Linked DNA regions of Mus musculus: regions 2, 3 and 4 are each linked to region 1. A link is a loop called in an ENCODE intact Hi-C map of the cell type or tissue named here. Cell type or tissue: left cerebral cortex. All regions are shown on one strand. Region 1 has its middle 4.0 kb from the start of Gm34552. Region 2 has its middle 4.8 kb from the start of Rhoj. Region 3 has its middle 17 kb from the start of Rhoj. Region 4 overlaps Rhoj (ras homolog family member J).

The links. Peaks named below come from ENCODE experiments on the same cell type or tissue, not always from the same donor. Only the 100,000 strongest peaks of a DNase experiment are listed, where the experiment ranks them.
Region 2: a loop joins it to region 1, with 2.4 times the contacts of the local background. A loop is called at or near these places in 2 of 42 quality-filtered maps.
Region 3: it touches region 1 in a loop (2.3-fold over the local background); 2 of 42 quality-filtered maps call a loop at or near these places.
Region 4: it touches region 1 in a loop (6-fold over the local background); 36 of 42 quality-filtered maps call a loop at or near these places.

Annotation. Positions count from the first base shown.
Region 1 is chr12:74,317,191-74,325,190 of GRCm38, reverse strand. No RefSeq gene overlaps it. Among named protein-coding and RNA genes, the nearest start is that of Gm34552, 4.0 kb to the right of the region's middle. In left cerebral cortex, CTCF peaks have their summits at 4,680 (motif pointing left) and 8,000 (motif pointing right); DNase peaks (open chromatin) are centred at 4,433 and 4,666; H3K4me3 peaks cover 297 bases.
Region 2 is chr12:75,299,479-75,307,478 of GRCm38, reverse strand. No RefSeq gene overlaps it. Among named protein-coding and RNA genes, the nearest start is that of Rhoj, 4.8 kb to the left of the region's middle. In left cerebral cortex, no CTCF peak of the experiment used is centred here; a DNase peak (open chromatin) is centred at 3,169.
Region 3 is chr12:75,287,555-75,295,554 of GRCm38, reverse strand. No RefSeq gene overlaps it. Among named protein-coding and RNA genes, the nearest start is that of Rhoj, 17 kb to the left of the region's middle. In left cerebral cortex, no CTCF peak of the experiment used is centred here; a DNase peak (open chromatin) is centred at 4,820.
Region 4 is chr12:75,393,120-75,401,119 of GRCm38, reverse strand. Rhoj (ras homolog family member J) reads right to left here. Exons shown (of 5, transcript NM_023275.2): 4 at 7,056-7,151; 5 at 1-1,013. The coding sequence ends at 867. Among named protein-coding and RNA genes, the nearest start is that of Gm34613, 19 kb to the left of the region's middle. In left cerebral cortex, no CTCF peak of the experiment used is centred here; a DNase peak (open chromatin) is centred at 4,392.

The sequences.
Region 1 (8,000 bases):
GCTGAGGAATCTTCTGTTGCTGCTTCCAGATGTCATCTCTGCCTTTCTGTCTTCCTGTGGGCTACATCCTCCAACCTCCTTTGCCTGCTGACTTCTCAGCCCTGGGAGAGCGAATGTGAACACATGAGCCAATTACAGTCTATGTGACCTGGCTCCCTTGTAGGCTGGCCTTGGCTTGGACCAGGGCTACTGTACTGTGAAGAACCTATCACATGAGATCTCTCATGAGATAGCCTCAGTTCTCTCCAGTGTCTCCTAGCTTCACCCTGCCCCCTGCTCTTCCCTTCAGCTCTAAGATCTGAAAGGATGCTCATCTGGGGAGCTTAATTGCCTTGCTTTCCCTTAGTGCTGCCCACAATTTTCAAAGGACTCTTATTGTTATCCTACCTCTGTGTATCATTTGGTTTTTTTGTTTGTTTGTTTTTGCTGAGTCTCCAATAAAGGCAGATCAGCAGTTTGTAGAGACATAACAGCTGTCAGAGACAGGAGTCTCTCTAAAAAAAAGAGTGAGGGAATAAAATAGATAGATAGATAGATAGATAGATAGATAGATAGATAGATAGATAGATAGACAGACAGATAGGGATATGGATATATCATATTTTATTTGTCATATATATGGTAGAAATAATACATATAAATATATAAAGATAGATAATATATTTTTTCAGCTACAAAGAATAACAAAGTTTATGTCATTTATAGAAAAAGTGAATGTAACTAGAGTAATTTGTATTAGGTGAATTAAGCCAGCCTTAGAAAGACAAATATTCTATATTCTTATTATGTGGTTCCAGAGTTTATATCCAAAAATTCATGTATGGACATGAGAGTGGAAACTCTCTGAGAGAAAAACGACTAACAGAGATGAGGAGAAGGAAGCGAACAGGAAGCATGGAAGATATCTTCACTGCACACGAGTATGAAAGTGTCTGCACTTACCACTGTACCACGCACAGTGAATGCATGCAATGAGAAGTGTTTTCAAAGAATGACAGGGCGTGTTCAGACTGACCTGGGGGCACTGCACTGGAGCTGGGTCACCCTATACACTGAGCCCACATCTTCTCTGACTGGACAAGACCTAGGCACTGGCTGAATCAGTACTGAGAAGGCTGATACTGCAGTTATTCCTTTAAGCTAATTACATGGAAGCCTGGAGCTAGAAGCAAGGACTGGAGCCTGAGTCTTATCAGCTTCCTAGGGCAAGGATAGATACCTCTCAGATGAAGGGCTCAGGTGAGACAATGTCACCAGCCACTTGCTGGATCCTTGAGAAGGGGAGTCGTCACAAGTGGGTTTGTTCTCCAGCATCCTGTGTTAAGCAAGCTTGGGCTGGCAAAGCTATGGTCAGAAGGCTGAGTTACTAGAAAAAGACAGCTCACTCACTGTTGCTCTCCATTCTTGTGGCCTCTGAGTTCTTAAATTTGAGTTCTGTGTGTGCAATGTGTGCACGTTTCACACACACACACACACACACACACACACACACACACACACACTCAATCCCACCTTGCATCCCCTGTCAACTGCTGCCATCTTTCATTCTGTACTCTAAGCTTATCAATGAGAAATATATCAGTCACACTTCTCTGTCTTCTGTTTATTGTTTAATCCAAATGCTTTGAGATACATGCCCCTCTGTTCCTTCAGGCTGATATGGCTGATAGTTGTCAACTGCAATGCCAGTGGACACCTCTCTGTGTTTCACTTGACTTCTGGGTAGCCTTCCACATGGTGAACCTCCCTCTTGGTTGGCTTCCATGACTGCATACACACACAGTGTTATCACTCTTACCAATACCTGGATTCTAAATTTGTGCATTCTGCTCTACAAATCTCCGAAGTGTTAAAGATAGATTCTCATAGCCTTCAAAGTGCGCCACAAACCAGAATCCCCCAAGGAACACACCAAAGCAAAGAGGCCTCACTTCCCTTCCCCCACCTGACTCACTAGCTCTGGAATGGATTTACATTCCTAACAAGTTCCTAGGGGCGGTACAGTTGGCCCCAGGATCATAAGCTGAGGGCCACTGTCCTAGCTCATTGTCTAAAACACTTCTGGACTCCTGACCTCAATGTTGACAATTCTATTTGAATACTCTCCAGGTATATCAGTACCCTATTATCCAAAACTGACTTCATGATTTTGTACCTTGCCCGTTTCTTTTCCAGACAATAAAATGAGCTGCTTACTGAAGTCAGAAACTTGAAGCCTCCTTTGGCTATTCAGTACCCCAATCTCATCCTAATACAGTTCCTAACATCTGTTCCTCTGCTCTTATGTCTTCACATCCTGATATCAACACATCTCAATATCACCACCATCACCAAAATCATATATCTGAATATTGCTTGCCTTCCCCACCAGCCTCCCTCTCCCATACCAGGAACCATTCTTCGCATGATTTCCAAAATGAGTGGTCTTCTCTAAGGAAAACTATTCCATCATTTTCTTATGTCCCTTTAAACTCCGAGTCCACAGTAGAGCAACAGACTGCTGGCATCTCTCCAGCCTCAGTTCATGACGCTATCCAGTAGGCATCAGCCATATTTACGCTCCCCTTGGTTCTGTCTCCCTCCTGAAGGCAACAAACGCTGCTTCTCCATCCTCTCTTACCTTTCTCCATTCATCTCTCTGACTCCTCATCTTTATTGCTTCTCAGTTAGTTTGCTGTAAATTCTGTAAAAAGTGTTCAGGTTCTGAAATGTGAAACACCCGCACTTGTCCTTTGTGATTCTTATCCAAACGATTGTCATCAAATGATGTCCCACTCGGTGCTGAGTGACAAGAAGCGTTTTTTCTCTTCTCTGTGGTATACTTCAAAGACAGACAACACTCAACGAGTAGTTTTGAAACAATGGAGAAGTTACTATCCCTGAACCTAAGAGGGACCAAGAAAAGCTGCAATGAACAAGTGTCATTTGACTTGAGCTTAATCTTGGGGTGTGGGGGGGAGGGGAATAGTGGCTGTTGTGGATGGGCCTGGTGCTATTTATATTTTGATGCTAATTCCATTCTCCTGAGAGAGCCTGCAGAGGAGGAGTGAGTCGCATACTCAGGTGACTTCTTGTGAACCAATCCCCTAGTGAATAAAGGAGCCAATCACTGGGCGAGTAGACAGGACTTCCGGGTTGGACCACGGAAGAGAAGGAGGAGGAGAGAGAGGTTTTGTGGGAACAAGGATAGTGAAAGACCAAGATATAGCTGCTAGAGTTTCCCAATATCATGGCGGATCTGTCAGGATTCGCCACTGAAGAACTTAGGTTTAATATGGCTTACAAGATTAGGTTTTAGTTGTTGCACCCAGAGATTGAGTTACCATTGTTTCTGAGCTAAGTTTGTGTGGTGTTTTTCTTCTCTCTGAGATTCAACTGGGTTCCAGAGAGAAAGGTACAGTGGCAAAGTGTGGGTTTGCCTAATGTGCACCACAAAAGCTGTGGGGGCTTTGAAGCATGGGGCTGGCATGGTAACAACCCACCAGGGGGAACCTAGCAAGCTGGGTGGAGAGGTTTTGGAGTTCTGAGTCAGAGTCTCCACAAGATAATAACAGGTTGACCATTGTTCGCCAGGTCCGCCAGTGCATGGCCGACCAGGCAACCGAGGTAGAGAGTTGCCAAAGCCTGCTGGTCATCGAGAGTTTTGTTTCTGAGGGGTTGCTGGGTGTTGTGGCGGCTGACAGTAGGGTGGATGGTCTTTGCATGGGGCTGTCATGTCAGTGAAGGGAACTCAGGAGCTCTGGCCCCACTGAAGAGTTGGCAGGCTGAGAGTAGCCCGGTGGAACAGAGAGTGGCCAGCAGTAGAGTAGGAAGCCTGAAGGTCGTTTTTTAATATTTTTCACAACAAATGGCATTTGCAGGTGAACAAAATTCTGTTAGAATTTGCTTGGCTTGGCCATTCCCAAAAGAGTTATTACACTCTTACCCAGCTATCCCATCTGAAGTATTCCTTTAACACGCCGAGGAAACTGCGAGCAGTGTGGAAAGCAGCATTCCTATATCGAAATTTTAATATCCAAATTAAAGTCCTGTTCTGCTTATGCTCAAGAGTCTAGCCACAGAGTGACGTTTGTGTGTGTGTGTGTGTGTGTGTGGAGAGAGAGAGAGACAGAGAGACAGAGAGACAGAGAGAGGTGGTGGTGGCTGAAATAGAATAAACCCATCAGATATACCACCAATCCTGTCCTCAAATAAGAATCTTCAGTCTAGCATACCAAAACAAACTTGGAGATTATTTTTTAAAAATTCATCATCATCGTCATCGTCATCGTCATGTCTTGGAGAGATGTAGTTAGTGAAAAAGAGGGAAATTGGGAGTAGCCTGCTGCCAGATTGACCTGAAAAAATAGAGGAAAAAATGTGCTTGCATAAGAGCTAAAACAAGACCTTGGTAGGTGGGAAATTGTTTCTATCTTTCAAGCTGCATAGGCAGCAAACTCGTGTATCCTGTAATACCGACCTTTGTCCTAGGGACATGTCCGGGACAACTGAGGCCAATGTGGAACTCCTCCAGTCGCTGCCTTAAATAAACATGCTTCATAGACAAAAGTTATGTGACCTTCTCTCCATTGTCTCTCTTCTAAGTTTTAGTACAATCGATGTATATTCGGTCACTAAAACTATTGTTAGCCATTCTGTGTCCTTGGCAAAGCGGACTTTAAATGCTGTGAAACACTGCCACCTAGCGTTCAGCGGCTTGTGCTGCAGAGACTCACCCAGAAGAGAGTCTAACCAGAATCCTAGCTAGCCCTCCAGAGGGTCTCAAAGCCTGCAAAAAGCAAAGCAGCGGTAAAGGTGGGCAGCTTACATTTTATGCCCCTCAGAGGCACGTATTCAACACGTATTCAAATGAATCCATTCCCAAACCAAAGCTAACAAATCACCAGGAGTCATTAGAGACACTGCTGCCTTAAACTTCTAAAGTTTGCAGAACTACGTCTTCAAAACAAATGGATGCACCAAAAGGTTAGTGTATTTATCAGAGGGATGCTCAGTTCAACTAAAGACATGAAGTAAGGATGAAGACCACAATAAGAGATGTGTTAAGAAAGATGCAGAACACTTCACAATCACCAAAACCAATGTCATGACTTTTAAAATAATGACCTTAAAACATTTTTACAACATACATAATAAGCACGTGAATGCTCAAGTATGAAATATATGTGTAAAATGCAGGTTTAAAAGACATCAGTCTATCCAGTAGACTTGGAGGGAGGAGGGAAGAGTATAAATCTATTTGTGCATGACAATAGCGCTTATTACTGAGCAATGCATTAAAGATGGACTTTAGGGTCATCAGGGAAAGGTGCTTGCTCTAAAGTCTAATTATGTGTTTGATCCCTGGGACCCACATGGAGGAAGGAGAGAACTGACTCCTGCAAGCTGTCCACTAGCCACAGAGAGTACAGTTATATACAAACAATTATAATAAAATTTAAATTTGCAATGGCATTTAATTTTTAAAAATGTTTTAAAGGTGCCTTTCATGGGGTGAGAGAGATGGCTCAGCAATAAACCACATGTTGCTCTTGCAAAAGACCTTGGTTTAGATCCCAGTACAGACTGGGTAGCCCACAAACACCCATAACTCCAGTTCCAGGACACATAGTGAGCATACACACAGTATGCATAGAATAAAATAAATAGATTTAAATGAATAAATAAATATTGGTTATCATTATATGTTTATATAATTATAAATTATTTTCATATCTTAATTATAATTTTTATATCATTAAAATTATCTATAATGTATTATATATTTTCCCATACATTTGAGCAGCTTTTCCTGTACAAACATTAATGTCATCAGTATATTGTGTTATATATTGTGTGACAAAGTTATAGTTACATAACTTTATTGCAACTCTAGACCTTCATTTATAACCAAATTATTCCAGGAGAGACAGATCCACATGTCCTCAGAGACAACATGCACATGCCCATAGACAAATACATGAACATTCCAATGCACATACAAGCGTAAACATTACACTCACATGTCCCAAACACACATAGTTATGTTTACATATTCACATGTTCATGTGCACACATATCCACTTATACACTCACGTATCCACAGATACTCATACACAGAGAACTGCATGCACAGTGTATTCACATTCACACATACACTGTGCACATGCACAAGCACATATAATTGCACATCCACAGGCATGTTACAGATACATGCAGTAATTTGTGCAATACATTCATATGTGCCTACTCAGACATATCCCTGTGCAGTATATGCAGGCACATGCACACACATACACATAGCTGTACCCAAGCAGTTTCAGGATCTTAGGTAGTGACAAACGCATCAAGGTCCCTCCAGTTTCATCAGAGCTGAGACCTGTCCTAGCATAGGTGGCCTCTTCATATCCAGCTATTTCAGGACGTAGGTATATCTGGCACAGCTGGGGCTTCCTGTGGCCACTGACACCTGCCCACTATTCCTAAATTCTGTGCCCTTGCCTGCTCTTTTCTGGACTGCATAAACTTCTATCCCCATTTCAAAGGCAATAGAAATCTTTTCCCTCTTTGTTTTTTTTTTAAAGCATGCCTAGTATTTTATCCTGTTCCCCATCTGAAATGTAGACTATCATTTTCTGTTATACTAATGTCTCAAATACAGTCATCCTATGGATGAAATATTGCACTGAGCCCTATCCTGAGCTCTGCATGTGTCAGGGACAGCCATTCTGTCTCAATTGGCTTGGTGACAGGAGCATTCTCCAACATCACACCAAAGAAACTTGCAAGACAGCTCAGCAAGCTAGCGGAGCAGGGTGGATCTTCCCAGGCCTCCAACCCTAGGGACGGGGATGTTTACCCAAAATTTTTAAATTCTTTCTTCTTATCATTAGTATGTTTTTAGTGGTGTCATTATACTTTTTAGTATTATACATGGTGACATCTTATGTTGCTTATTTGCATTAGGAAGATCATAGTATTTTACTGACCTTCCAATCATTTAATCTCTCAAAACTTGCAATATAGGCTCTAAGGAATCAGCATTCACCATACTCTGTACTGTTGCATTCTGGGAAGGTCACTCGGGCTCTGAGTTCAATTCCCAACACCTTGGATGCCTAAGGAAGCTGTCACTGCTGATTGGCCATGATTAGATATTGGCATTTTGTGATGCTGAGAGGAAAGTCTCAGAAGCTGGATTCACAGAACACAAACACTGCAAGTGGGGAAAGGCTAAAAGTCAGGCTGCAACGAGGCTGACCGACTATTCAAAGAATCACATTTTATATGGAGTCATGTGAGATGGCAGAGGAGCCCTGTAAAGTTTTCAGTCTAAAAGTTTGTACAGGTAATTTCAAGATACCTACCACCACCATTTTATAATCACCACAAAAGATATAAGGTTAAATTGGGAGAAATTGGCAACTGGTTCTACATATTCTCTTTAAAAGTATCTTTTTACTAACTATATGCAAGAAATGAGTGTTACATTAAAGAACAGGACAGACATCGTCCCAGGAGTCACCAGGATTGGGTAAATGGCCTACTGATGAAAGAGTTGAGATGACAGACACCATTACCAGGGACTGTTACTTAGTAACAGTCCTCCACCCCACCCCACCCCACCCACACCTGCCAGACATCTGCTCCAAGAAGGATCCATACCTTAAGGCTGAGCCAGTGAGATCATTTGCTCTCGTGTGCTTAGAGATGAGCTCTCAGTTCGATTCATGATCCCTGGAGACTCACGTTCCAAACTTTTTTTTTCTTATTCATTTATTTATTCATTTACATACCAAACTCTGCCCTCCGGGCCACACACACACAAAGTCTCTGCCCCCACTCCCTCCCCATTACTTCTTCTCACTACCACCACCACACCACACCCCCGGGTAACCGCCCACCCTGGCCCATAGACGCACGTAATTGTGCAGTTTCCAAACTTGGTTTCAGCTTAAAGGGGATCCTGGGAAGAGTGGCAAGACCTTTAAGGTTGGAACTATGATGCCTCTTGCCGCCAC
Region 2 (8,000 bases), 980 kb before region 1:
AAAGTAAAAAAAACCCTTTGCTTTCCTATGAGATTTTGAAGATTGCAGATTATCTAAGGGCTTTGAGCGGTTTCACTGTGGCCGGGACGGGGAAAAGTCAGCTTTAGTGACTGTCAGTAACTTAGGTACCTACAACTCATGTGCATGCTGTCAAGGTACAGAGTCCACACCTCTTCTGTTTTGAATAGAGTAAAACTTGCCATGATGCTTGGTGCCCCAACATTTCTTTCCTATGAAAGAAAAACATTTCAATTAGGTATAGAGTGTATCAGGGATGTTATGTTACCATAACAATAATCCCCAAAGTTCAGAATTCGAAATAACTTTCTCTTTCTTCCTTCCTTCCTTCCTTCCTTCCTTCCTTCCTTCCTTCCTTCCTTCCTTCCTTTCGTTCTTTCTTTCTTTCTTTCTCTCTCTCTCTCTCTCTCTCTTTCTTTCTTCTTCTTCCTCCTCCTTTTCCTCTTCCCTCTTCTTTTCCTCCTTCCTTCCTTTCCTCCTCCTTTTTCTCCTCCCCTTCTCCTCCCCTCCTTCTCCTCTGCACCCTCCGTTTCCTTCTCCTCCACCTCCTTTTCCTCTTCCTCTTCCCTTTTCTCCTCCCTCCTTTTTCTCCTCCCCCTCCCCCTCCCCCCCTCCTGTGTATCTTGTATACAGCATTGTTCTTTTTATTCAGGGTTGGGGCTGATTGAACTGTCATGCACACCATGGCAGGTGAGGAAATGGACATGGAGAAACTCTGGCTCTGTTTTCTTTAGGAAGTGACCCTCTGCTAACATTCCCTGGCCAGAACAAGTTGCACGCTTATAGGGGCTCAACTGAAGGGTCAGAAGCATCATCCTACCCTGAGCTGGGAGGGAAGTACCACACACTGATGAACAGCTTGAATGACAGACAGAGATCACTTATTTGACTCTACTTGGAGTGTAAATGGATCATATGAAGCCCCGTTGTGAAGCACGTGAAGGCCCCCACAGTTGCCTGTAGTTGGTGTAATTTTATTTCCAGTTAGTCTTTCTGGGGACCGCAGGGTATGCAGGGAATTGTAATTTAGAAACTTCTGTTATACTTTTGATAGAAGGCTTTGAGGATGAAGGAGGTAGTCACACAAACCTGTGCAGGTTAAAAGGTGATTGATTGGCAGTGCAAACATCCCTTCTCCCCCAAACTTAAAAGACCCCCAAACCTGCTGCTTGGAAGTGAACAGGATCTTCCGAGCACAATGTGATGATACAGTGGTTGGCAGAGCTGTGAGCAGGGTCTTCCTTGGCCTTTAGGCTGAGAGTGGCAGAACCTACACCTGCACACTATAGATATCGGCTATAGAGGCTTTTGGTGAGGTTGCTATTTCCATGTGTAACTAAATCTTGCACCATGGGGCACAGACAGTTAAGTCCATTCTTATGGTCATGCGGACTTTGTACTGCGACCTTTAAGACACTTCAAGAAGCTAGTTCTGTGTCTCTTCATCTGTGGAGTGGTACTTATGCCAGGCTGGAAGACATATGGAAGGCAAATGGCTTATAGCTCTGGAGAATGTTGGCTGTATTTCTCACTATAAAGTTGTTTTATCACCATTTAACAAAAATGTAACAATTATAGAAGGAAGTTTTGAGTATTCTATTAAAAAATAACAAGAAGATAAAATTTTAGTATTTTAGACTTACTGTTAAGTGGATTACACTGTCTATGAAAATACATCATTTTTAATATTAAAACCTTTAGACAACAAGACTGCCATGAAAACTGGGCCAGGTGGGGTACTCCTTTAAGTCCAGCACTCAAGGGGTGAATCTCTGAGTTCAAGGAAAGTTGGTCTATAGCCTGACTATATGTAAGCCAGTCAGGGTTATATAGTCAGACCCTGTCTCAAACATAATGAAAGTCTAAAGCAACAGCAATGATGACTGAGACAACAACAACAACCCTTACATGAACCTGAATCTTAAAATTTTACTATTGTTCTTACAGGTTCAGGAAACGATAGAGGTGTGTATGGTTGGCCAGGTAGAATGACCAAGAGTGTCCTTCCATTCTAAACATTTGCCTATATGAGTTTGGAAGTGGTATGAAGACTGCTGTCTAACATGCTCGTAGGCAGATGTCTGTACTTTTGGGTCTAGAGCCATGCAGATGATTGACTGGTGGTTACAAAACCATTAATTATTTGGTTTACCTCACCGCTAAGTTTATCCAAACTTAACAGCACATGGTGAAATCTTGTTGGGTGATATTTTTTGCTTTTTCCAACAGACCTTAATCCCCTGGCTCATTCCTGTTCACTGTGCTTTGGTTTTACAGGAATTTCTGTAAATGTCAGCTCAAACAGACACACACACAGTCACACAGTCACACTCACACTCACACACACACACACACACAGTCACACACTCACACATACATATACTCACTCTGTATCACACATGCACTCTTTCTAACTCTGTTACATATACTATACACATGCACACACTCTCTTTCAAAATACACACTCTCAGACATGCATTCACTTACATATACACACTTTTTCTCTCTCACACACTCACACATACACATTCTCTTTCATATGCATACACTCTCACACTCACATGCACTCACATACACACACACACTCACATACACATTCTGTCTCACACGCCTTGGCTCTCTTACACACTGTCTCACATGTACTCACATACACACACACTCTTACACACACACACACACACGCACACGCACACGCACGCGCACACACACACACACACACACACACACATCGTATCTTGCATAAATTCTGACTCATCTGACTTAGTCCAGTTTTCTTGTGACTTTAAAAGAAGGAAGAACCTTGACTTCTTTCCTTGTTTTCCTACCAGAGGTTGCACAGGGAAGTAGTGTAACTGGGTCAGATCTTATTCTGGGACAGTCTTTCTGTGGCAGTATTTTGATTCCAGGTTTATAAACGTGCAGTGTGTTATGATTCTGGTTATTCGAGGGCACCTAGAAGTCTCTAGCCACCTACATTCCATAGAAAGTTCTCTCAGAGGCTAAGCAGTCTCTAACAGTGATGGGAAGATGTGAATTGGGAACAACAACACTCTGTAGTTGTAAGGCTTCTGACCCAAATATCCTCGACTGGCTAGGACACTAACACTGAACAGAGTGTTCTAGCTTGGACTGGAACTGCCCCTTCCCAAGGGGGATGAGTCATCTCCATCTGGGATGCTCATGTGTCTGTGTTCTGCATCTTTTGAGTCACTGTGCTCAGCTTCCAGTTATCGCCGATGTCATGTACCATGTCATGGTGTGTCTTATCGGCCGAAGTCTCTGGGATATGCTTTTTAAAAAAAATTATATAGAAGGATTTTTTCCCTATCTTGAGGACTTTTTTCCCCCTGTAATCTCATAATTTTGAGAGAAATTGGGTTAATTGTAAATGAGGCATGGGTGGGACTACGATCTGTTTAAGGAAAGATGAGATCCGTTGGGTTAGGGGTCATTCAAATTCCCTCTCTCCAGATGATCAGGTGACATGCCTGCAATCCCAGCACTGGGAGGCTGAGGGAGGAAGAACACAACTCTGAGGCCAGCTTGGGCTATATCATGAGACCATGTCTGAAAAACAACAAACAACAAACACACAAAGAAACAAAACCAAAAGCACAAAACCACCCCACCAAATGAACAACAACAACACCTCAAAACAACCAAAACAAACAATTCCCTTCCCCTCCTCAGACCAAAACCCAACATCATAGGCTGGAGAGATGGCTCTATGGGAAAGGTCTTGCTGCATGTGGACCAGAGTTCAGATCCTCAGTATCCATGTAAAGGCAAGATAGGCATGGAGGTTCATCTGCAACCCCGGAGCTCAGTAGGTAAGACCTCTGATTAAGCTGGCTAGCTAGATTAGTAAAACAGCAAACTCTGGGTTCAAGTGAGAGATCCTGCTTCAGTGTGTACGATGGAGAGGGACCAACGTAGCCCCTTAATGGTAACCTCTGGCCTGCACACTCATGCACATGTATGTGTGCCCACACATACGAATAGGCATTTGTAAATGCAAGTGTGCACACAGGAGCAAAACAAACTATTAAAGATAATCTAAAATGGAAAAGATAATGTATCGTTTGAGGAACTGAAGGATCAATAGCTGGTGAAATAGGCTGTGCTGTGTCCAGGGAATCATTTTAATTATTATGACCAAACTAAACATAAAATGACATGGTCTTAAGTTTCCACAGGTTACCAGCCCTCAACCTGTAAGACTCTAACTTCAGGAGAAACAGATTCACTGAGTAGGCTCAGGTGCCTGGGCAGACTGTCTCAAATTCATCTGCATCCATATTTTACTAGCATCAGCAAATGTCATGAGGGTGCTGAAGGTAAACTCAGTGTCTAGCTCAATCTCTGGTTCAAAGGTTGGGAAGTTCTAATCCTACACCCCAGGCTTATCAGGGAAGTGGCCAGTAGTCACATATCTGAAATCTTACATGGTTGGTTGGCTTTATGTCCTGCAGCCCCTATGTCCATCTGTATCCCACCACTGGTGATTTCTCTCTCCTACCTCCTGTGTCCTAGCCCTTGAAACTTTAAGGGTCCTACCCCTATCCCTTTGTGCAACCATTGGCCACTGGTATCTTTATTGATCAATCAAAAACCAGCTGGGGACAAGGACCTTTAGTGTTTGGACACATAGCCGATTGATTCAAAGCATTATACTCAATCTCTAACATCCTAGTGATCCCTCATCTCTGTGCCCCATCGCCCTGAAGGTCCAACTGCATAGCAACACCTTGCTTTTTAACAGATGCTGGAGATCCTGATTTGCCACCAAGATGCCTTCTTCCTTTGGTTTAAGTATTTAGAGGGGGCAGATTCGACCCTCCACTCCAGGCTTCTAGTGAGAATCAAGTCTGTGCTCGTTTCTGAAGTCCTCAGGTGTTCTTTTCCCATGGGCATCTCTCACTAAGGATCACATAAGCTTGTTTGGAGGCATCTTTGTCATCAGGAGGGAAGAGCTTGCCTGATGCTGACAATGACGATAATTTTAAAGAGCTTGTGTTTAAAGTCAGGTAATCCCTTCTCCAAACCTAGCAGGTAAAAATGATCATTATCCTCATTTTTATGATTGGAGACATGTGGTGAAGTCAGGTAATGAGGTTAGTGTAAAGAGTTGGTCTAGGAGGCAGTGGCTCAGGGATTCTCAATCTTGCAGCTGTCTGCAAAGCTTGTGATTTGTTATCCAGAAACACAGCTGAGAGTCTGAGAAAAACTCACCGCTGATCTCAACATTTCTAGCCTACTCTCGAGTTCCCTTCATGAAGGGGACAACACAGTCCCTTTGAATTCAGTTGACTTGGGATGGATTTCCATTGCTCACACTTAAGAGTGTCCTCCCTCCCAAGGACAATGCATGTGCAGAAATGGGAAGTCCTGTGTTTTTGCATGTTGAGGTCCTTCATGCAGTGACAACTTTCTGAGCAAGTTCATGCTTGTTAAACCACTCTGTGAATGTGGAGGGGCATCCTGGGCACCTGGACTTAGGCATTGGAGCTAATTTTCTCCTCAAAGCCACCTTTCTGTATTTATTAGATTAAGGCCTAGATCTCAGTCATTGATACCATCACTGGTATGGAATTCTGAAAGATTCTTGAAAAGTGTGAATCCCCCCTCAAATAATACCATTAATAACCATGACAATAACATTGTCATGGATACATTAAAAAATCTAAGTAATAAAATTGGACCCAAACTAGGTTAAGTTAAAAGATATTATCTTCATCAGTTCAGGAAGCTATAACAAAATACCTTAAATGTGGTAATTTTTAAGCAATAGGAATACATTGCTCATAGTTCTAGAGGCTGGGGTTTTAAAGTTCAGGGTGCTAGCAGGTTAAGTGCCTGGCAAGGGCCTGATATTCATAGATGGAACCTCTCTGTGTCATCTCATGACAGAGCAGACAAACCATATCTTTCAGTCTCTTTGTAAAGACATTAATCCCATGTGTGAAGGATCTACTTTTAACCTAATCACATCCTAAAAGGTCCCCACTCCTTAAAACTACTGACATGGTGATGGAATTTCAACATGGTGCTCTCTCTCTCTCTCTCTCTCTCTCTCTCTCTCTCTCTCTCTGTATCTCCTCTCTGTCTCTATATCTCTGATTGTGTTTTCATTTTGTGCCAATGATGAACGATGATCTATGACTTACTAAACCTCTATGGATTGCACACATTAACATTTGGTCCTTGTCAAAGCTCTGGGAAAGAAGCATGCACAGCCATCATTTTGCAAGCAGGTGACTAATACAGAGAGGCTGAGTCCATGTAGCTGAATGCTGATGAGCCCAGAGCTCTGTCCTGTTGGCTATGACACTTGCACCATTCTCTTGGCTATATGGAGTTCCGTCACTGATCCAGCTATTCCTTAAGCCGAGGATGGCGCTAAATATGCATCTTCCTCATTTCTCTGAGTGTTCACACATTCCAAAAAGGATGGAAATGTAGGGGTGAAGAGTCATGGCTTGGATGGGAACTGCTGGGTCTTAGGCTACAGATGTTTGACTTGAAGTTGGGTGTGGATCATGAGACCTTGTGTTTTATCTTTCCTAATAGGTAAAATTAGCACATAATAGAAGCATTCGTTTCCTTTTTACTTTGGATATAAAGGTTTGTTCTTAGGTAAGTTGCGTGTCTTTGGTACCTTTAGTGAGAAGTGGGGTGGTAGAGCGAAATACCATTTTGTCCACTCTCTTTCTTCTTCCAAACTACATTCTGGACATCATATTCTTTATGCCACAAAAACATATGAGATAGTTTCCAGGGCCATCTTGATGAAGATTGTGGCATCCTAGGAGAATAGTTATAGCCACTTGTGAGGTCAGCCTCTCTCCCTTACACCTATTTCTCACACCGCTAGGATTCAATAATGCTTAAGCTGGACGTTTGAACCAGAGATCTTTTTAAAAAGTGTTTGAGTCCTCACTATATCATTTATGTCATTGGAAAAAGGTTCCTTGCAGTAAATGTGGCCTTTCAAAATCCCATTGAGGTCATGGGATTTGTGGAGCCCGATTAGCTAACCCGTGGTCTGGACATACTGAAATAGACAGACTCCATAAAATAAAGTGACAACTCAATTGGTCTGATAAACTCTTGTAGAAATATAGATTTTTTGATGTCTTTCCTTAAGCCTTTCTTAACCTCAAGTAATTCCTTGACACTGAAGCATGAGACAGCTCCACTCAATCATGCTAGGAAACACAATGGAAATTGGAGGACTAGGTGGGTGCTCTGTAGGCAGTAGGTGAGCTTTTATATAAAACATGGTAGGTTCTGCTCAGCTGCTCCCTTCCTTCCCTTCAAGATTCATGGGTAGTATTGTCCTGGTTTTTGAAATCTGGACCTGGCTGATAAATCCCTTTCCACCTAGTAACATCTGTCACCATTTCTGAGAAGTCTTTATCAGGCAGAGGAAATAGCTCTTTGTGATAAAGGAGGAAGAAAAAAGGAAGCAGAGCTCACTCACACAGCTCTTAAGGAGCAACAGTGTACTGGGCAGCGTTCTGTAAAGAAAGAGAACTGAGAGAGTGGAATGTATATATATTCTGGATGTGATGTGTACTTAAAATAATTAAGCTACCATATTCTTTACATCATAAAAACATATGAGCTACAGTTCTCTGGCCATCCTGATGAAGACTGTGGAATCCTAGCAGAATAGTTATATCCACTTGTGAGGTCAGCCTCTCTTCCCTACACCAATTTTTCATGCATATATTATATATTATATATCCCATCTATATAAATCTCCCACCATTGTATATATATGTATTTGTGTGTGTGTTGGAAGGGCTTTCTTACAGACTGTGGTCTGGCTGGCTTCCAACAGAAAGTTTAAAAAAATCCAATAATTGGTCCAAGAGGCTGGATGTTCAACTGGTCTTCAGTACATATTAAAATCTGGAAGAAGTAGGCTCAAATACCATGAAAGAAAGAATTTCCCAGTGAGAGTGAGGGCAAAAAGT
Region 3 (8,000 bases), 970 kb before region 1:
AATCACATACATTTTGACATTGGACGTTCACTTGGAGCCAGAGGCCTTGGTGAGAGTCTTGCTTCTCATGCATCGATATCTAATGCTATTTTTATCTTTAAGCAGAATTTTTATTATTTGGGATAATCTTAGGTTCACCTTTCTTTTTAAAAATAATTTCTTTTTATTTTATGCTCATTAATGTTATGCCTGCCTGTATGTCTGTGTGAGGATGCCAGATCCTCTGGAACTGGAGTTACAGACAGGTGTGAGCTTCCGTGTGGATGTTGGGAATCGAACCTAGGTCCTCTGGAAGAGCAACCAGTGCTCTTAACCACTGAGCCATCTCTCCAGCCCCTCAGTTTTCTTTTTAAGCCGAAAATAGTAGCACTATGGTAAGTGCATGCCCGTCATGTGATCTCCAGTTATCAGAAGTTGGAGAGATAGACTAGGTCATGTTGGGGAATGTAGGCTTTGGGAAAAAAATTGGGTTCTATTTGAGTAATGGAAAACCATGGATAAACATTGAACAGGGGAATTCCATGTTTCTACGAGTCTTTTGTGAGAGTGACTTGTAGTTAGATGGTAGGTTAGGGAGTCACAAATATGGAATTAAGGACCTCAGTAAAAGGCTCATCTTGTGGACAGATGCTGGCTGGAATGAAACAGGGACAAAAAACAGCAGTCACTTGTAACACAGTTGAAGACTCACATAAGAAACCTGAAACATGGGTGTCGGGATTGACCCCAGCTTTACAGATGAAACTATCGAGGCCCGTGGATGCAGTTACTTAAGGTCACAGAGATATGAGGGTAGAGCATGGATTTCACCCCGAGCAATGTGATTAGAGCATCTGTGACATTAAGCACTGATATCTTGTCTCTCAGATTGAAATGGGATGCCAGCAGATTGAAGCATTGTTTTTAGAAAGAGAGTCAGTGGACTAGACAACTAATGGCATGTGGGTGGGAGGAAGATGTAGGGTCCTTCCTGATGGAAGGAGCTAGTGATCATCAAAACAGAGAAAGACTGATTTGGATAGGGGACATCAAGGGTTTGGCATAGTGGGGATGGGAGCAGATATCTGCTGGGTGTACAAATGGAGCCTCACAGTTGGCTGTGACCTTGTGGATCTGCCGCTCAGGAGAGCGGTGTGGGCTAGGATACCGACCTGGGAAGTGGCAGCTTCTCTGAGGTTATGGTTTAGGATGGTGCCCAAGTGATACAGAGCTTGACAACAGCCCAGAAAAAGTGAGGGATGATACCCAAGTGATGCAGGGCCTGACAGCAGCCCAGGAATAGTGAGGGATGGTACCCAAGTGATGTAGAGTCTGACAGCAGCCCAGGAATAGTGAGGGATATTTAGAGTCATGATATTCAGAGGTTAGCTCTCTGGGTATGAGGTGGTTGATGGTGTCCTTTCAAAACACCCTCATTCTTCAGCTACTTCCAGTTAATACAGTGGAGTACTCTGAAAAATATTCATTTCAAATACACATATGAACACTTAAACCATTTAATGAATTGATACAGTTGTCTGCATAATTACTAAGAGATAAATATATTTTCCCCTTATTGTAGAATTCAGCAACCCTGTTAGCCAGGAATAGTGGATATTGGGAATTAATAATAAATTTTCATATATCTTAGGACTTAATAATCTCATATTTTAAAAGAATTAAATTTAAACACTTTGAAATTTAAAATAGCTTATACTTAGCATAGAATTGGTAAAGTAGCATAAACAGTTCCCATGAAATCTTCACTTAGATTCACCAACGCACACTTTGCCACACATGCATTATCAACTCACCCCTTTTTGTATCTACCTAAAATATTTTTGTTGTTTTGAGATGGAGTCTTGACCTAAGCTGTCCTAGAAATGACTATGTAATGAAGGCTAGCCTCAAGTTCCTTCTGCCTTTGCCTCTATACGCCCAGCTTCCTGAAACGTTTGAGACTGGTCAGTCATGTTGCCTGACTTTCTGTATACCTAAACATAAACTCTCTAGAAATGTACACATTTTCTTTGTAACCATAGTATATTTATCAGATTAAGGAACTACTTTGTTTGATGGGTATGTGATACATACGGAGGCTTAGGTTGATGGCTGTTTCCCCCAGTTTCTTATTTTCTGAGATAATTACTTATATCTGGAGCTCATTTGTTTGTCTAGAATGATTGGCTAGCAGGATTCTGGGATCACCTGTCTCTCTCTCCCCCCAGGGCTGGGATTTCAGGTATGTGCCTGATTTATATGGGAGCTGGAGATCTGAACTCAGCTCCTTATGCCCGTGAAACACTCTAGTGTTTCACAATAGAGTGAAACACTCTACTGATGGAGCCATCTGTCCGGCTTGTTATTTTATTTTTACAGTACCGTTTAACCACATCCCACATCAAGGCTTCTTACAAGCCATTACTGTCTCCATAGATGATCTACACTGGCAGTACACAGAACATTGAGTCATCCATTTTCTTCTTAAAGCTCCTTTAAGGTGCAATGTCATTCACGGTTTAAAGACACTGTCGGTTTTGGAGATGGAATAATACACTCTTGAATGAACAGTGAGCCACTGAAGAAATCGGTGAGACTATGTAAGAATTCCTAGTATCAATGAAAATGAAAGCAAAACTTAACAGAATCTTTAGGATATAACTAAGGCAATATTAAAAGGGGGTTTTATAGCTATAAATGCATATATTAAAAACCCCCCAAAACAAACCAAAAACAAACAGACAAACAAAAACAAAAGAGAGATAACAACAAAGCCAAAACATAGTGACTGGAAATAATCTAATTATGCACCTCAAGGTCTTAGAAACCTGAGACCAAGTCATATCCCCAAGGCAGTGGGTGGAAAGAAATCTTATCAGGACAGTAATGAAAGAAAGGCTGGGAGGCTAAAAGACATGTAGACAGAATCAAGCAAATTGGTTCTCTGAAAGGCAACTAAGATTAACGATGCTCTAGCCAAACTGACTAAAGGGGTGTGTGTGTGTGTGTGTGTGTGTGTGTGTGTGTGTGAGAGAGAGAAAGAGAGAGAGAGAGAGAGAGAGAGAGAGAGAGAGAGAGAGAGAGAGAAGAGCCACATCAATAAAATAAGAGTTAAGACGAGGTTACAACAGAGGATTCCAGAGGATCGTTAGAGGATATTAAAACCTTTGACTTAAGACTGTAGACAAGATAGGTCAGAACTTAGTTTAAGCCCTGCTCTTTAGACTCATTGACATTTTGTCACAACATATGGTGTGGTTAGATTTAGGCCACGTAGTTTTGGTAGGATGATGCTCACAGGGCCGATGTGGAAACTTACAGGTTCTTCGAAAAGTCAGTTGTGTCAGATGGTATTTTGCAAAAGCAGACAATCGAAGAAACGTTTTGTTGAAGTAGACACAGGTGAGAAGATGGTTTGCTACAAGATGAAGAATTCTCCCATAACAACAAGCATGTACTGGTTCAGCTTGCATTGTATAGCTGATCTCTTCTTGTCATTACTCCACAGAGAAATACACTAAAAAAAAAAAAAAACAAAAAACTTCTGGTGGTGTTCTGGTGTCTTCTTGCCACCTCTGAGAACTCGGGTGGATTGGCAGAGTGATGTCAGCTGATACAGAGTTTTGCTAAGACAGACTCATATGCTGAGGCAAGACCCATGGACGACACATGATGTTTGGAAGGAATATAAATAGGACGCAATGGAAGAGGGAGAGTCTTGCATAGCTAGCTTTGCAACATTTCCTGGTCTCCTGTCTTTACTGGTGAAAGGCATGGCAGAGGACTTCTCCTGATGTCCCTGATGGTCTTGGTCACTCCTGCTGACTCATGCCAATTCATCTGAGGCCTGGATGTTCCTGCTAGGTTGTGTCACCACTGCTGCTATCCTGACTCTACTATACTGCTGGTATATTCATGTAGTGTTTGCGCGTGGATCGAATCTTGTGACTGAACTGTTGATTTCCTGACAGTGCAATGGGATTTGCTCCAAAGGACAATTTCTAAACAGGTCCACTTCCCCCTTTCTTTCCCACTATCTCTGGTGGGGTGGTGGGCTAGAAGGGAGGTTAAAGCATTTAAGAATCCATATTAAAAGTAGGGTTTGAAAAATCTAAGCTTACACAGGGGCTTTGTGATTTCAATAATAGGAGGCCAGTGATATCACCTTGCCACCTTGACTACTGGTAATATTGATTTTTAGTTGTTTGTTACAGTAGTGTTGCTGTATTTCCATAATACAAAGTCAAAATATGTTTCTTTATAACTATTAAATTAACCCCAAAGAGTTAGAACTTAATATCAAATCTTTCTCCTAAAAGCAACAGCTGTAGTTCAAAACCTGGTTCTCTCGTTACCAGATTCCCAGGAGGAGGACACAGGAGAGACCCAGCAGCAAGCTAACAGCCTCTGATGGTGTTCCTGTGCTCAGGTTTTGCTGGGCATTTGTTTAGGTTTGAAGGCTGGTGATAAGAGGGCATATATTCCTGAGGTGTTTCTGCCCAGTTCTCATAGATAGAAGCTGCTCCTAGTCTCTCAGCAGCCCAATCTCGAAGGACATGGTTGCTTGTGGTTAAATATACATCTGAATTACTTCTGATGAGTTACAGTTGCCCCGTTGTCTTCCTTTCAGAAGGTTCTCACCTCCCTACTATTCTGGAGTTGGGTACTGGATCCCTCCCTTATTTTCTACATCACCAACAATCTCAGCTGGCCTCCTCCAACTTCCTTGCTGAAGAAGTGCACAAGCAAGCTTACATTCATCTTGAATTAAATGGTTATTCCTCTCTCAGGCATGTTATCTGTTTTCAGACAAATGTTGTAACAGCCGTGAGAACATGAAAAAAACCCCACCATACTTGTGTAAGGATTTATGCATATTTTACCCGGTTTTATTTTATAAACTTCCAATGAGTCATCCATCCAGTGTGAGTGTTGGCAGACTCCTATAAAGCAGCAGCTATGAGTTGTTTTTTTTTTTTTAAGATTCCAGTAACTTTGGGTTACATTTTGTCTTTTCCACATCTTCTCAAAGTCTATAACATGTTTAGCAAATCTCCACTGAAATCTCTACATGAGATTTCAGAGTTTGTTTTGAATGAATTTTTAAAATATTTTTTATTACATATTTTCCTCAATTACATTTCCAATGCTATCCCAAAAGTCCCCCATACCCTCCCCCCCCACTTCCCTACCCACCCATTCCCATTTTTTTGGCCCTGGCGTCCCCCTGTACTGGGGCATATATGGTTTGTGTGTCCAATGGGCCTCTCTTTCCAGTGATGGCCGACTAGGCCATCTTTTGATACATATGCAGCTAGAGTCAAGAGCTCCAGGGTACTGGTTAGTTCATAATTTTTAAATAACGAATGCTTAAACGAATGCTTAAATAAGGCATGTGTGCACAGCTCCTGTCTTAGTTGATAAAACACTTGTCTGGTAAACAAGGGATCTGGGTTTCATTCTCTCTTATGGGCTTACTCCTGCAATTATAGGTACTTAATACTCAAATAAGCATCCTTTATTTAGAAACAATCACCCTGATTGACCCTTGAGGGAGTGGAATGGGGACCAAATAGAGAGAAGGTAAGTTTTGATGTCCTTCCTGGTACATCCAAGCTGGTAAAAACCAATTGTTCCATTTAATAGTAATCAATTAAAACACTGAAGGATGATATTAAACACTGATATTAAAACTAAAAGATCGCTTCCTTTGGTTGGGAATTGAACATTTCAAGCATGCGTACTGCTAAGAAGAGCAGCCAGCTTTACCCCAGTAGTAGGCTAAATATTTGCAGCCCTCTTAGAATATATTTCCTTTAATACCAAATTAGATAGTTTTTTTTTAGCCTTGAATTCACTGTTTTAAAATCAATTACAAGACATTTTTCATTTTTAAAAATTTTAAAATTATATATATGTATATGTATAATTTCTCTGTGTGTATGTATGCTCTCCTGTGTGTGTGTGTGTGTGTGTGTGTGTGTGTGTGTGTGTATGTGTGTGTGTGTGTGAAAGAGAGAGGGGGTGAGAGAGAGAAAGAGATGGTACATGCATGAATGTCACAGAACAACTTGTGGGAGTCAGTTCTCTCCTTCTACTCAGGCTGATGAAGATTTTATTCATGAAACATTGGTTGTTTGGAGCCAAAAGATCCCAAACAAATGTCCAAAAATACTTTATGGATCTAAAGTTTGTGTGAGAACCTGCCTTTCAAGCCATAGAACAACACACACTTTACTTACCATTGTCATGAATTTTTAACAGATTTATTTATTTATTTGTGTGTGTGTGTGTGTGTGTGTGTGTGTGAGAGAGAGAGAGAGAGAGAGAGAGAGAGAGAGAGAGGCTGCATGTCTGTTTTTATATTATGTGCATGCTGGTACCCCTGGGAGGCCAGAAGAGGGTGTCATAGTTGTGAGTCTCTATGTGGATGCTGTGAACTAAACTTAGGTCTTATGCAAGAAGAACTCTTAACCACCAATTCATTTCTCCAGCCCAAACTTTACATTTTTGAAAGTTCATATGTTTAAACCAGTGAGCCCTTCTCTAAATAACTTTTTAGACCATTTCATAGTGTAAGCTACAGGAGACAATTAGAAAACCACAGATAAAGCCAAACAACACCACAAAACTCTGTGGTTGTTTTAGTGAACTAACTCGGGATAAAAACATGTATCAAGAAATTCTATGGTGAATTTGTTAAATCTGCCTGTTATCATGTTCTACATCCTGGTCACTTGGTATATACATAACATTATTTAAAGGCTGCATAGAGAAAGATCACATAGATGTAAGAGAATTTGTGAATCTTTCCTTTAATGTTTAGGCGAGTTTCTACTCTTCATTCTGTTCCCAGTTGCTCCCATCTTTAATTTTCTAGGGTAGATGAGACTATGTTAACTTTTGACTTAAGGCTTTCATTTGACCTTGTGCGTGTCTGTACCAACCCAGTGAACAGTTCAATTCAATGCAACTTTTTCCTTTATTAAACTCTACCTGGAAAAAATGACAGCCTGTCTATTGTTCTGCAGGCACACCCTGAAGCAGGAAATGTGTTGTTTTGATTTTTGGAAAGTCAAAACCAAGACAGAGGCTTTGGGGGAAGGGATGGAGGAGAGAGGGGGGCAGGAAGAGATAGAGGGAGGGAGGAAGGGAGGAAAAGAAGAAGAGAGAAAGAGAAATGAGAGAAGGGGAAGATACAGACACAGACACAGACACACAGATGCACAGACGCACAGACGCACACACACACACACACACACACACACACAGAGAGAGAGAGAGAGAGAGAGAGAGAGAGAGAGAGAGAGAGAGAGAGAGAATTGTCCAATAAAAAAGTCATGACTCGGGAGTTGACCCAAGATGCTTCCTTCTTCCTGTTTGGCTTAGAGTGTTACTGGAACCCTGGTGCTTTGTTATGAGGGAAAGAATGAGAGGCACATAATCGTCACCCATGATGGCAACAGGTCTTTGTTCTCTAAAACTGGGCAAAGGAGATAAAACAAGCATTGTGTGGCAGGCAGGAATCGTCTCAAAGGTATTCACATCCCAATCCCCTGAATCTGTGACTATGCCACTAGACAGGTCAACAAAGAGATTTTTTAAAAAAATGTTTTTATTAGCTTACATTAATTGTATATAATAATAGATTTCATTATGACATTTTCACAGATGTATTTGATCACATTTGCATCCCCCTCTGTTATATTCTTCAAAAGAAATAGAATAATATTTATTATTTATATTTATAATTATAACGTAAGTATGTAGTATAAATTAATTGTAAATATAATTATGTTAATTTCTATTTATTATTACTGCATGTGTGTCTCTGTGTGTGTATGTATAGGTGTTCCTGTACCACAGTGTTTGTGTGCAGGTCAGAGAACGCTCTCATCATTCTCTGCTTCTGCTTTGAGTCAGGGTCTTTCTTGCACGTTTTCTGTCGCAAGACTGACTGGCCCACAAGCTTCAGTGGGGATTCTGCTGCCTCCACCTTTCACCTTGCCTTACAAAAGCTG
Region 4 (8,000 bases), 1.1 Mb before region 1:
TAAGACACGGAGAGTCCCTGGCTGTTTGCAATGGTCCTGTCAGGTGCAGGATTCCTCTCTGGGAGCGGTTCCTGCTCAGGGCCATTTTTTTTTTTTTTTTGGTTTGAATAACAGTAGGGTTTTGCAAGAGCAGTCCCCCTATCTTCTGAACCATTTGTGGGATGATCTTTGGCCAAACTTGGGAGCTGTAACTCACAGGATGTTTTCTTTTAAAAAGTTTAAAAACATTATAGGTCTGTAAGTTTAGAAAAGTTTTTTTTTGTAATTAGGCATTCAGAGGTACATGATGGCTCTAAGAACATTGGCAGAGATCCACCGTCAGTTGGTGTGAACACAATCCAGCTTGTCTTTCAATTATTTTGATGTGGATTTGTAAGGCTCAAGTGATTGGACATTGGGAAACTGCAATAGAAATGAGCGTTAAGGTGCTTGGGTAAAAGAACGAACTGATTCAGAAAAAAAAAATGTTGGTGTTGTATTCCCAAGTTTGGTGAAGACATGAACTAAGGCCACCAGTGCAGGACAGAGTGCTTGGTTTTCCCGTCATGACTCTCTGTTGGTCCATAACCGTGGGAGAGAAGATATGAAATACCAGATGGATTGTCACTCGGCTTCCAACACCTCACCAGCATATGGTCTGAATGTGACTCTGCATTCTCCATACACAGTGTTCATGGTCTGGCTGGCTTAGGACTGTGGCAGTGGCTTACAGGATGCTGAGCTGGGAAGCTGGCAGGGCACTGGGACAGGCGTTGGGATGCAGGAATTCCTTTCTGGTCACGCCCTCCTTTTTGGCTAGAGTTGGGTCACAGAGACTGGCTGCCCTCCATGCCCTTGCATGGCGGGGAGATGGGTGTCAGGCAACTTCAGATAATTGCACAGCAGCCGTGACACCCTAAGCAGCCTTTCTTTTTTTTCTTGGGGTGGAAAATGGTGAGGATGGCTTCATCAAAAACTGCTTTGAGACCCTTCTGGGTCAGGGCAGAACATTCCAAGTAGCACTGCGCTCCAATCTTAAATGCAAAGAGAGAGAGAGAAAGTCGTGAGTGCCAACCCTCTGACTTGCCAGGTTCCCATGTCTGCTTGTTCTACAGACAGCCTGTTTCCAGTGTCCTTTCATTTCTCTATGGGATGTGGTAGATCAATATTCAAGTGAAGAGGCGCTTCTGTGTGGGATAAAGCAGTGTCACTGCACCTAAAGAGCAGCTAAGAAGCAGCCATCATAAATTTTTCTTGATTGGCATGTATCTCTTGGCAACACGATACCATTTGTTATAGTGTTCAATATCAACTAACCTTGAAAAACAAATTTTAAATTAAAACAATAAAACATGAAGAAATAAAACTCATAGAAGACATTCATTGATAGAGACACCTTCCTTCTCTGTATATTTTTTTTATGCTTAAGTCATATGTATTTTGAACATAGGTTAGTGTTCTATTTGAATTATAACAATTGCTAATTGTTAAAATAAATTATCATTGCTATTGATGATGATGAAAAGCATATGTGTGTGGATATTTTGCCTGCATGGTATATCTGCATACCATGTGCATTCAGTGCCATTAGAGGCCAGAAGAGGACACCAGATCCTCTGGAGCTGGAGTTACTGACAGTTGTATGTTATGTGGGTCCTGGAATCGAACCTAGATTCTTTGGGAGAACAACCAGGGCTTCTAACTGCTGAGCCATCACTCCAACTCTTTGAAAATGAAAAAAAAAAGTGATTTCATACAATGGGTTACATGAGAATTAGAAAATCCCATGGGGAATGTAGAAATCCAGGGCAGAAACTGTTGATTCTCCTTAAGAAAATCACTGGCCAGGGAAGTTTGTGCTTGGCTGTCAGCTCTGGTAAAGAAGGAGACCTGAGTGTTAACTTGTCTCACAAGCTCACATGAGGCAACTGTGTCCTGAGGGCCTCTGAATATGAAGAACATCTAGAGAAACACCCAATCCCCCTTTCCACTTTCCATTTTGCAGCTAACTTTGAGAAAAGCAGATCAAATGCAGAAGAAAGAGGTTGGCTGGATATTGGTCCTGGGAACCCTGGCAGATGACTAGCTGGAGAAACAGGGAGGCAGGAGCGAGAGGGTATTACAGATGGGAGTTTGTGGGTGGCACACAGGGATTCCAGGGGACCAGGAGAAAGCAGCTGTGACTGGTGTCCCCACTAGAATGGATGATCTCCTCCAAAAATTCATGCTGGGCTCATTTTCCTACTTTTCTATACAGTCAGAGATTTAGAGTTTTATTAAATGCATACAATTGAAAGAAGCATTCTGTGGGACAGTCAGGATACAGATGTTGGACGCTTTTGTCTGTCACCAGGAAGCTTGTATAATGTGGAATGAAGAAAAACGTGTGGATTAGCTTAGACAAGAAAGGACGAAGCCCAGGCGAGGGAAAATGATCATTCAACCAGAAGGAGAGAGAATTACTTTTAAATCTTTGTCTCTTGAGATGTGTGTGTGTGTGTGAATGTATGTATGTGTGTGAGAGTGTGTGTGTATGAGTGTGTGAGACACTTGTGTTTGTGTGCATGTGTGTGTGTGAATGTGTGTGTTAGTGTGTGAGAGAAAGTATGTGAATGTATGTGTGAGTATATGTATATGAACATGTGTATGTGTGTGTGAGAATGTGTGTATGTGAATGTGTATATACCTGTGTGAGAGTGTGAGTGTATATGTATGTCAGAATGTATTTGTGTGTGCATGTATGAGAGTGTGTGTATGCGTGTGTGCAAGTGAGTGTTTTGTGTGTGTGTTTTGTGTGTGTGTGTGTGTGTATCAGAGGAGGATATCAAGTATCCTGCTCCGTCACTCTCTGTCCTGTTCCCTTGAGGCAAGGTCTCACTAAACCTGGAGCATGCAGCTTTGATTGCACTGGTTGGCTAGTGAGCTCTTGGGATCTGCCTGTCTCGACTCTGATGCTAGGGTTACTGGCTTCTTTGTGGGTGCTGAGGATTTGAACCCAGGACCTTATGTTTGTAGAACAGGTACTCTTACATGACAAGCCCTCTTCCCATCCCTTGAGGTGCATTGTTTTTCTTATTCTATGACCTTTATACCCAGCCCAGCAACAAGTTGGCTGAGCTAACAGTCCCCGAAATGGGATTGTTGAAAGGCCACATATATAAAGACTCAGTATCGAATGAAATTGTTTTGATCACATCCTGAAATTTATTTCAAAATTCTTCCTACAGACAGCAAGTCCTTTTTTGGTAAGTGTTCTTTTCTGACAAGAATGGCTATTTTATAAGTCAATGGGAAATATCAAAGGCCAGGAATTGAAGCCATCCGTGCATGATGAAAATCTACTTTATGGACTTTGTTTTGACAATGGTTTGGCCTTTAGATTTGGAGAAAACGTCAAAAACTTATTAAAAACAGGATATGAGAGAGAAGAAAAGGGGGGTGGGGAATTTTTTTTCCCTAACAATGACATGAGATGTCACCTGCTGCCTTTGGAAGTTGACACGCACACATATAAAAAGCACAGCAAGTAAATGAATGTGCTTGCTTGTAATGCTTGCTTGTAGTGTGATGGCTCTGTCCGTTATGCAGAGTGGGGGAGAAAGCCTTAGAAAGTGCGGTAGGCTATTGCCTTTGGACAAACTTCTCACGAATAATTCCAAAGCTCCAGATGGATTCTGAAAATTCCAGGAGTTTGGCTGACTCCTGTTCATTCACTCTGGGACCCTGAGAGATGAGTGGGGACTTGCTGCCTCCCTCCCCACAGTGCTGCCAACCCACAGTGCTTTAGCATATTAGCCTGTCAGCCTGCCAGCCCGGGCCTCTGAATGAGGCAGGAGGAGCCCAAACTTGTCTCTTCCAATTCTGACAAGGGGAAAGATAACGAGACAGTCCATAAAGGCATTGTTGTGTGAGGAGGTTAACATAACATTTGGGTGTGCTGATCGTTCCAGGAAAAGTAGCCAACGGATCTTGGGTGTGATTTGGGATGTTCCGTGTGAGAGACACACAGAGCCCAGTTCTGAGGCGATTGTTTTGTCAAGCTCTACGTGCTCAGGGGGTCAGAGAGGAGAGTTTGTCCTGGTTCAGGGAAAGGGCACAGTCATGTTAAAAAGAATGCTCAAAAAAAATTCATTAGGGTCACCAAAGATTGAAAAGGAAAATTATGTCAAGGAAACACAGCCTTTATTGTTTACAGTGGTGCCCTTCCCGGGTCCTCGGAGTCAAATGACTTACTCAGCTAAGTATTTAGGACCCATCTGCAAAAGCTCAGAGACTCCTCAGTTAGGCACACATGTGTGCAATCTGCAGCAGGCTTGACCAAACTGACACCTTTCAAGGAAGTAAGACAAAACAAAGGAGAGATTGAGGCTGCAGACAGAACACCTTTCTGTTAGTTTCTTACAACACTTAGGGTGCATTGTTCCCAGGACTGGGAGATATGCCACAGCGGTACACAGCATACAAAATCTGATGGGAAGAAATGAAAACAAGCCAACTTGTAACAGGCCAAATCAAGAGAAACAGCAAGCTAATACTTTCCTCTTCCTTTGACTGGGGTGGGGTGCACTGAAGAAGCACAGTAGTATCTAGAAGGGTTGGGGACTGGAGCCAGGCTGGCCGCACTCTTGCCTGCAACGGACAAAGCCTAGACTTTGAGTCTCAGCTCTGTATAAAATCAGATGTGCTGATACCAGCAAGAGGTAGAGGCAAAAGGATCAAGGTTATCCTTAGACATATGTAGAGTTCAAGGCCAGCTTGGGCTACATGAGAATGTTCTGAAAACCCAAACAAACAAACAAACAAAAAAACAAAACAGTGGCTAGAAGGAACAGAGGCAAATGTCTTCCCAGCTGCAGGCAAGCCTGAGGGCAAACAGGCCAACAGGGATAGCCTGCAGAGCCGGAACTTTTGGTATGTTAGTTCATGGTGGTGCCACAGGAATCCAAGGAAGTAAGACTTGTGCCAACAGGCCCAAAGAACTTGGGGAGACAAGGTGCATCCATCTCTCAAACCAGGGGAGGGAACCACTCTGCTCTACTGTTCCTAGAAGTCTTTGCAAAAGGAGTCCCAGACTGAAGAATTTGTTTGCAGACTCTAGGAAGGAGGCAGAGAACACTGTGGCCAGAGCATCAACTCAGACCCTCTCTCTGCCACTCACCTCTCTAAACCTCATTTCTGTCTAGGAGAGTTTGAACAATTATGCACACACTGCAGAAGGTGCTTCAAGGATTAACTATGGGGAAGCCTGTGCCACGCCCAGGACCAGAGCATCACTACATAGATGCTAGCTATTATAATGAAGTATCTGACAGAGGAGCCAAAGACTGAGAACCTAAAAACGTCTCTGTAATTACGTGAGTCGTCACAAAACCAGTTAAAAAAACAAAACAAAACAATCTCACTTGGTCTTCTCAATTGGCTTTCATATGCTCAACATGATTGTAAACCAGAGAGCAGTTGCTAGGAGAGGCTGTCAAAAGGTAATCAAGCGATGAGCCCTGCCACTGTTCTTAAAATAAAGCTGAAATGAAACCGGAGGCTTTTGGGGTGACTCATTATCACAGGGGAAACAAAACAAAACAGAAACAAACAAACAAGCAAACAAACAACCGAAAAGCAGCTTTCCAAGCTCGGAGCGAGGCTAGGAAGTCATCAGATGAAGGCAGGGGCAGTCCCAGAGGCAAGGAAGGAACACAGAGAGCAGGCTACTCCAGAAACAGTGGGCTCTTCTGCCAGGAGCCACATACAGTTACACACACTAACATGTACGTTAGTGAGAGCATCTGAGGTTGGACGTTGGAGGAGAAGCCGAAGATCCACTCATTTTCCCAGGGGCCACACACATGGCTGGAGAAGACAGCGAGGATGAGGTCTGGGTGCCCAGGTGCTGGCGCTCAAACAGCTGGATTCAACTGTGTTTGTGATTCAGGTGCTCATCTCCCAGGGGGCATCTCCTCATCTCTAAGAAGCTTAGGGTGCCAACGTCTCCCTAGATGACTTACAGGACTGTGTCAGAAGTAGGAAGGGTCAAACATTTGCGTGGTGTCCTTATGCATTGTACCCATAAAACCCCACAGCCAATCCACTTCCAGAGAAGGTGTCATATGCCATTTGGGACCTTTAAACAAGTTTTAATAAGAGAAATCCGATTATCTACCTATCCACCCACCCATCTCTCTCTCTCTCTCTCTAAAGAGTAATATGTAGTTAATGTTACTCTTGACTAGTTTGGAGAAGGAGACTAACTGCTTATGGGCATACATTTTGCAGGGTTAGTTACTTAGAAAGTAAAACATTAAAAAAATTAAACTCTCCTGCTTGGATCGATGAACTAAATCAAGGAGGAAGACGATTCAAAATAGAGAAATATGGCCCTCAAGTCTCCTTCTGCACATGCATCCATTATAGTGACTGCTCTGCTCATGTCGTGATGACAACGGGCAGGCAGAGAGTTGGCGTCTGGCAAATACATTTTGAAGTACTTCTGTAGCAAGATCACTGTTTATGGCTGACTCTCCGAAGTGAAGAATGGTCAGAGGGGGTAATTCCAGCTTCGCTCTGTCAGACAGCCACTTAGATTCCTCACCCCGTTACCCTCTGCTGTGTGTTACATTTCCATATGCTGTTCGTAACACTCCCCAGACTAAGTGGCTATTTATTATAGGAAGAGAAGGATTAGACAAAGAGAACCTTGCCAGATTTCAAATCCAATTCTCTACCTGGAAAAAAAAAAGTCACAAAACACCTCATGTGGGGTCATTTAGATGAGTTACACTGATAATAAACAGGGAGGTTTACAGATGTACGTCTAATGGATCCCCTTAATTCATGCTAAATGTGGCAAGTCCATGGTCTAGACACTGCTGGAGCAAAATGATAAATGCTTAGCTGTTGAAACTCTTGAAGTTTCTTAATGAAAAACAGAAGGGGCCGGCGGACAGAAACACTCTCCAAAATGGTTCCTTCTAGCTCTTGTAGAACAAGGACGAAGCTCGGAAACACCTTGCAGTTTAAGGCAAGGTGTTTCCTCGGTTAGCTCACCCATCCCTGAACACTCGATTCAAACGCGATCATACCGCTTTCGCCAGCTTCACGCCGTGCTCATAGGTGAGGGGCTTCTCCTTCATGTACAGCAGACGCGCCAAGGTTTTGGGGTCATCTCGGAGATCAATCTGGGACAAAGACATGTTTTGTTTTGTTTTGTTTTGTTTTTGTTTTGTTTTATCGAGACAGGGTTTCTCTGTATAGCCCTGGCTGTCCTGGAACTCACTCTGTAGATCAGGCTGGCCTGGAACTCAGAAATCTGCCTGCCTCTGACTCACCAGTACTGGGATTAAAGGCGTGCGCCACCACGACCGGTTTGGGACAAAGATATGTTAACTGTTTTTGGACCTTATCAGTTACTTTTAAGTGGAGACATAATATAGGACCTTTTCCCACTTTAACCTCTCTGGCGTTGCTGGATATTCTCCAAGAAAACAATATACACGCCGATGCCATGTTTGAGAGTTTGAAGTGATTTTTCTCCTCTCCCTCCCTTCCTTCATCCCTCCCTTCCTCTCTTCCTCTCCCCTCCCCTTCCTTCCTCACCTCTCTCATTGTTTGAGACAGGGTTGTCTCTGTGTAGCTCTGAATGTCCTGGAACTCACTCTGTAGACCAGGCTGGCCTCGAACTCACAGAGATCCACTTGCCTCTGCCTTCTAAGTGCTGGAATTAAAGTCATGTGCCCAGCTTTTTTTTTTTTTTAACTTGGACACAGCAGGGTGGCAGTTACCCTGGGTGCTGAGAACATCCTCCAATGGCATGGGTACCTTTCGGTGATTACTCATTTGGCTGTGACTCATATTACCTATTATACAATATTTTTTGCGGCTTTGGCTCCATTGTTTTTTTTTTTCCTCCCCACCTCCCAATCAAATCTTGACCTTCAAAGGGTTGGAGATTTGCTACCTGTGAGACCTTTTCAACAGGTACCAAATGGACAGGGAGGCCTTGCAGGGGAGTCCCAGTGAGGAGAAGC